2 separate regions of the Homo sapiens genome follow, and region 1 is linked to region 2. Evidence: chromatin contacts called from ENCODE Hi-C or POLR2A ChIA-PET data. All regions are on one chromosome and are shown on one strand. Each heading gives the region's core, a stretch centred on a gene start or an enhancer-like site at or near the end of the contact. The rest is flanking DNA. Distances are from core to core; before and after follow the strand shown.

The links. A loop is a pair of places that touch in the nucleus more often than their neighbours do. ChIA-PET counts read pairs that join two places held with the same protein, here RNA polymerase II (POLR2A). Pooled maps may share reads with other maps.
Region 1: a loop to region 2 is called in a pooled map, with 3 times the contacts of the local background. The contact joins the promoter of TM7SF2 here to the promoter of TEX54 in region 2. A Hi-C loop is called at or near these places in 5 of 50 pooled maps. POLR2A ChIA-PET finds 5 or more read pairs at or near these places in 2 of 52 experiments (CD4-positive, alpha-beta T cell and naive thymus-derived CD4-positive, alpha-beta T cell).

Annotation. Positions count from the first base shown.
Region 1 is chr11:65,110,492-65,113,748 of GRCh38, forward strand. It overlaps TM7SF2 (transmembrane 7 superfamily member 2), which reads left to right and starts at 1,381. Exons shown (of 10, transcript NM_003273.6): 1 at 1,381-1,576; 2 at 2,024-2,220; 3 at 2,320-2,374; 4 at 2,729-2,923; 5 at 3,000-3,103. The coding sequence starts at 1,525. VPS51 (VPS51 subunit of GARP complex) reads left to right here. Exons shown (of 10, transcript NM_013265.4): 8 at 1-112; 9 at 203-290; 10 at 836-1,371. The coding sequence ends at 1,096. RefSeq lists enhancers at 1-563, 564-1,489, 1,186-1,480, 1,403-1,512, 1,583-1,632 and silencers at 322-497, 1,763-2,192.
Region 2 is chr11:62,831,062-62,834,090 of GRCh38, forward strand. TEX54 (testis expressed 54) reads right to left here and starts at 1,780. Exons shown (of 1, transcript NM_001395459.1): 1 at 1,260-1,780. The coding sequence starts at 1,689. The coding sequence ends at 1,315. STX5 (syntaxin 5) reads right to left here and starts at 990. Exons shown (of 11, transcript NM_003164.5): 1 at 893-990; 2 at 1-201. The coding sequence starts at 182. It overlaps WDR74 (WD repeat domain 74), which reads right to left. Exons shown (of 11, transcript NM_001369450.1): 9 at 2,731-2,876; 10 at 2,557-2,613; 11 at 1,850-2,070. The coding sequence ends at 1,891. It overlaps STX5-DT (STX5 divergent transcript), which reads left to right and starts at 1,173. Exons shown (of 2, transcript NR_135084.1): 1 at 1,173-1,256; 2 at 2,502-2,982. RefSeq lists enhancers at 901-990, 1,361-1,430, 1,451-1,500.

The DNA.
Region 1 (3,257 bases), core at 131-2,630, 2.3 Mb after region 2:
TGTACGAAGAGGGTGTTCGCAAGGCCCAGAGCAGCGACTCCAGCAAGAGGACTTTCTCCGTGTACAGCAGCTCTCGGCAGCAGGGCCGCTACGCCCCCAGCTATACCCCCAGGTCTGGCTGGTCAGGGGAGCCCCAGGGGGAAGGGACAAAAGAGGGCGAGGGTGCAGGGCGGGCTCTGATTCCTTGTCTTCCCCAATCCAGTGCCCCGATGGACACCAACCTCTTGAGCAATATCCAGAAGCTATTCTCTGAACGTATTGATGTGTTCAGCCCTGTGGAGTTCAACAAGGTCCGACTTCCAACGTGACTCAGACTTCCAGGGATCCCGGGGAGGGTTGGCTGGAGCAGCCCCACACCTGCCCAAGGAGCCCCAGGACTCTGTGACCAACTGGGGGTGACCCTGACCCTCCAGTCTCTGTCTCTAGGGCTGTTTTTAGGTAGTACAGAGTGCCCTGCCTCCAAATCCCACAGCCCTTGTCCCAGTCTTGGTGTATGCCCAGCCTGAGTCTGGGTGCTGACCTGGGATTACTGTTTGCCCTTGTCCTTATCCCCACAGTAGTCTTGGGTCCTCCCCAGGGTTTTCTGTTCACCCATGGTCCCTGCCCCGCCTCACTCCAAGCTCAGGGATGCCTCTGATTGCTGGGCCCTACCTGTCCCCTGCCCTCCAGATGACGGCGCTAATATTGTATCCCTCCCTTCTTATCTGGCCCCGGAGACTTTCTGCCTCATCCCAGCTACTTCCATCGTATGTCTCCCGGGCCCCTGCTTGGAACTTGGGTGTCCCCCACACACACCTGCAGTCCCCAAGCTGCATCCCTGTGTCCCTGCCTGCAGGTGTCGGTGCTGACCGGCATCATCAAGATCAGCCTGAAGACGCTGCTGGAGTGTGTGCGGCTGCGCACCTTTGGGCGCTTCGGGCTGCAGCAGGTGCAAGTGGACTGCCACTTTCTGCAGCTCTACCTGTGGCGTTTTGTGGCCGACGAAGAACTCGTGCACTTGCTGCTGGACGAAGTGGTGGCCTCTGCTGCCCTGCGCTGCCCAGACCCTGTGCCCATGGAGCCCAGTGTGGTTGAGGTCATCTGCGAGCGCGGCTAGGCGCAGCCGCTGCCATGCACCGGTCTGTCCCTGCACCCCATGGCACCCAGGATCTGGTCTCGGTGGTCCTTCCCCGCAGGCAGGTGTCAGGACCGGCCTAATAAACATGTGTGGCCTCCTCCTCTCGCTTGCTGGGCGGGCCTTTCCGGGGGCGGGGTTTTGAAGCTGAGGCTTCTGAGGCGCCCGCGTCGGGTCCGCCCCCGAGCGCCGATTGGCTGGTGTGCTGGGCCCAGCATGGGCAGGGGGCGGTTCCACTTAAAAACCCTGGGACGAGAGCGGTCCTTGTCTGCGTTCCGTGTCCAGGCAGGTGCAGGCGCCGCGGGGCCGGATCCTCCGCGCGGCCGAGTCCATCTCCTGGGAAATGGGGCGGACAGTGTTTCCTTGACTGACTATTGTGAGCGCCCTCTCTCTCCGGCGGAGCGGAGACCATGGCCCCCACTCAGGGCCCCCGGGCCCCGCTGGAATTCGGAGGGCCCCTGGGTAATGGGGCAGAGAGATGGGACCTGGGGCAAAGGCTAAGCGAAGGAGAGCTGGAGCGGGTGAACTAAGAGCGGGGGCGAGATCTGAGGATGGAAGGCTTTGGGGGTGTCGGAGGCAGAGGGACCCGGGGGTTTGCAGCGAAGGGTGTCTGGAGAGGGAGAGCTGAGGAGGGGCCGGTTCTGGGGGCTGCAGAACGGGGATTTATGGTGTCGACTGGGAGCAGGAGGAGGGTCTTCGAGGGGCCTGGGGGCGGGGGACTAAGATGGACGCCTGGGAAGGGAACTGGGAGGCAGCGGGGTGCCTGGGGGCCGAGGGCTGAGGACGGGGTGCGGAGGCGCACTCTGGGAATGCCGAGAGGGTCCCGCAGAGACGTCAGGGCGCCCGTGCGGGCCGGCGGGGAGCTGGGGGGCTAGGGGCGGACGCCCGACGTGATGGCCCTTCCCGCAGGCGCCGCGGCTCTGCTACTGCTGCTGCCCGCCACCATGTTCCACCTGCTCCTGGCGGCCCGTTCGGGCCCCGCGCGCCTGCTGGGTCCACCCGCGTCCCTGCCGGGGCTGGAGGTGCTGTGGAGCCCACGGGCGCTGCTGCTGTGGCTCGCCTGGCTCGGCCTGCAGGCGGCGCTCTACCTACTGCCGGCGCGCAAGGTGCGGGCCCCGCTCGCGGACGCTCGGGGGAGGGAAGCGAATGGGCTCGGCGAGGGAAAGGACGCCCCGGGCCTTATCAGAGCCCCCTTGGACCCGCAGGTGGCCGAGGGGCAGGAATTGAAGGACAAGAGTCGCCTGCGCTATCCTATTAACGGTGCCTAGGGGACGGGCCCTCGCGCTGGAGTTAAGCGGCCGGGGGTGGAGCTCCAGGCCTAGCGGGGAGGTCCACGGAGATTGGCCCCCACCCCAGGCTCCTTTGTGTGCCTCTGTTACGCCCAGGACAGACGCCGGGGGCTCTCCCTATGCCCCTCGTCCCCACAGCCTTACCCCATTTACTGCTACTCCGTGCACCACAGCAGTGGCTGGGGTGATCCTCTGAAGGCCAGGGTGGCAGCCTAATGCTTGGGGCAGGGTCTGTGGCCCCCCTGAGTTTTGGGCTCTGCGTGTGTTTGCGGGGTGGGGATGTGGAGGCGCGCAGCCCCAGGGCTCACTGTGCGCTGTGGTTCAGGCTTCCAGGCCCTGGTGCTGACAGCCCTGTTGGTGGGGCTGGGGATGTCAGCGGGGCTGCCTCTGGGGGCGCTCCCGGAAATGCTCCTGCCCTTGGCGTTTGTCGCCACCCTCACCGCTTTCATCTTCAGCCTCTTTCTCTACATGAAGGCGCAGGTAGCCCCAGTTTCGGCCCTGGCACCTGGGGGGAACTCAGGTGAGAGGGGTCCTGGGGTGGAGACGGAGGCAGATTGGGGCGTCTGCCTGTACATTCACTCTCCAATATTCTCCAGGCAATCCGATTTACGACTTTTTTCTGGGACGAGAGCTCAACCCTCGTATCTGTTTCTTCGACTTCAAATATTTCTGTGAACTGCGACCCGGCCTCATCGGCTGGGTATGTTGGGCTTGACTGAGCTGGCCTCAGGCCAGGGGGAGGGTTAGGGTGGGTGAGCAGCGCTTGGGCAGGGCAGGGCCAAAACTGTGCAGATGCGAGTCATTAACCATTCATATTCCACAAACATTTGTTCAATCCACCTGTGCCTAGGTAC
Region 2 (3,029 bases), core at 530-3,029:
GTCCGATCCCGGCAGGACATGGTGTCGGGAGGGGGAGGGACGAGGGTCACTGGGGGGGGCAGAGGGGCGATGTCGCTGCTGCTACTGCCAGCAGTTGCAGGGGACAGGACCTGTGTCTTTGAGAGACCCAGGTAGACACCCTGATCCGTGTTCTTAGACCCGTAGCGTTTCCGCGGGATCATTGAGACGCATAACCTCGGACTGTTGTGGAGGGGAGAGTGTCATTCCCCAGGCAACTTCTTTACCCAAACTCCCCCGCCCCACCCCAATCAACAAATCCCCGAGCCCCTTCTGCACTTCTCGTGGACTTTCGCGCCCAGGACGCTCGCAAATCCTGGGGCGGACCAGCAGCGGAAAGGGCCCCGCTTTTCCCCTGTCCCAAGTCGAACCCGCTTCAGACTCTTCTTCCAACTTGGCTCTGGCGGCCAGAGCGCGGGCCGGGGACCCTGAAGCAGAGACAGGGCCAGAGCCAACCCCGTGGTCCTGAGACTCCGGCCCGGCCCGTGTAACTGCCCCGGGCCCTAACCCAGCCCTTTCGTTTCCGCGGTTTCCTTCGGCCCCTCCGGGAGGGCCAGTGACGGACCTCCAAAGACTGACACACTTCGGTGGGCGGAGGGGGAAAACCTCTGGGTGTTTATTTGAAACAGGAAGTCCCACCCCCCGCCCAAGGTCCGCCTTCTGGAAGACTTCAACCACTCATTAGCTAAGGCCGACGTCTCTCTCAACAGAGGCTTTCCTGATTGGACGGCAAGGAATTCGCTCACCCGGAGCCGGGCCGGCAGGACTTGCCCGCTCGCCCCTGATTCCCTTCCCCCCGCCAGTCGTCGCCCCCGTAAAACCACTGCCCCAGAGCTGACACGGCGGCCAGATCCCCTCTTAAAGCGAATCTTACCTCCCCTCTGCCGCCTGCCGCCGCCGCCACTTCCAATCTCACCGGCCGTCACTGCCTCCTCCCCGAGCACTGAAGCCGCCGAAACCCGACCAAAGACTGGAAGCGGCCACGTCACCTACACGTAACCCCACCCCCAGTGACGAGGGGGCGGTCCCACGCGTTTCAAGCCCAGCGACCCGAAAGACACGCCCCACACCCAAACGCAAGAGCGATCCCGCCCTCCCATTGGCTAAGGCGCCACCGTGACCCCGCCCCAGAGTACTACAGCAGGCGCTCAGGGGGCTGGGCCCGCCTCCGGGAAGGAGCCTTAAAGAACCAGCTGCCCGGTGGTGTCCGCGCCCAGTCCCCCAGAGTGGTCGTGCAGGTATACGTTAGAAATTTTATTCTCTGGAGGTTGGGGCGGACTGAGAGCAGGTCTGGGGTCATCCCTTCTCCGGCTCCTCCTGGTTGCCTTCTCGGATCGGACTCTCCTGCTTCCGAATCTGGTCTGGTTGCCTCTTGCTTGGCCGCGAGGAGCCCCGACGACCGAACGTGGATAGTCGCCGCCACAGCACGGTAATCAGAAGGCTTTCGTTCGACTTGTGATTCGGATGGTCCGGGGAGTTCAAGTCGATATCTTCGGCGCCTGAGGGGACGACGAGGCCTCTGAGCTCACCCCTACCCTCGGGAAGCCCCCTCTCACACTCCCTGGGCCCTCTTTGTGTGTCTGTGGTCTCATCTTCCCTGCCGTCCTCAGACTCTTCCTCCTTGGACTGCTCATCAGACATCTCAAAGTCCTTGTCTTGGCAGCAGCCCATGGCCCCGCGTGGCCCTGGACTCCGTGCCACCCACGCCAGCCTGCCTGCCTCCAGGCCCGGCTTTTGTGACATCAGATATCCCGTCGCCCCAGCTCAGGCAGCCCCCACCCCAAGCTACCCCTCATTCCTTTCTCCCATCACAAAAGGCTCAGGGTCATGGTGGGTGTTCAGCAGTTTATTTACAAAGTGGGCACAGGGGCGTCAGGGGCTGGTGGACCCAGGCCGCTTCTTCTTTCTCCGTCTCGTTTGGAGAGCTCCTTGGGGCTGCTCCAAACCCGAGAGCTTCCGCTTGGCAGCTGCCTCCAAGGATGCCCAAAGTTCATCTGTCTCTGTGTCTTCTAGGGGCACCTTGTTGGGTTCTTGAGGCTCTTGGGGCTCATCCTGGTGAGTGGGAAGAAAGCTTAGGAGTCAGGGGGGCCGGGCACGGTGGCTCCCACCTGTAATCTCAGCACTTTGGGAGACCAAGGCAGGAGGATTGCTTGAGCCCAGGACTTAGCGACCAGACTGGGCAACATAAGGAGACCCCATCTCCACAAAAAGAAGTTTAAAAAAAAAAAAAAAAAAAAAAAAAAAGAAAAGTAGTCAGGGGCACAGGGACAAACCCACAGGGAAGGAGACCCTGGCTGAGAAAGAATCCCTCTGGGTACCACCACCTTTATTCCCTGCTCCTAGAAAGCAACCCCATCCATGCTGTTGGCAATAACCCTCTCAGGATTTTAACTGTTAATGCCTCTCAGAGAAATTAAGTGACCAGGCAGGTAAACAGATAGTCCCAAGTCTGCATTCCAGCTGCCTCCTTTTCCTCTCCATAGGGAGGTCCTCACATCTATGCCCTTGGCTCCCACATTCCCGGGCCCAACTGCTCACCTCCCAGTTGTCCCTGCCTGACAAGAGGAGGCAGTTCAATTGAGACTTGAGATAAACCTGCAAAAGATGAGGGACCTTAAGGAGCCAGGCATGCTGAGACAGAAACATGAACGGAGGGCACAGGAGGCGGGGCCTCCACAAGACCATGAGTTGGAGGTGGGAGAGACAACTTACCTTATGCTCCAGACCCCGTGGATTCTGGATCCTGTGTATCCTCAAGACTCTGTCCAAGCCACAGGAGGCTAGTAGAGGCTTTGAAGGGTGGCACTGCAACCCACGCACACTGCCTGCCAGCCCCTTCAGACAGCCCAGTAGACGCCCTAGAGAAGGGGGGAAGCATCCGTGATAACTGGCTGGCCAATAACCAACCATTCATTGTTTCCTGTTCCAATCACTTTCCATTTCAACATTTAATCTGCAACAAAACCCTGAGACTGGAGCTTCTACTAATATTTCCATTTCGCAGGTGAGGA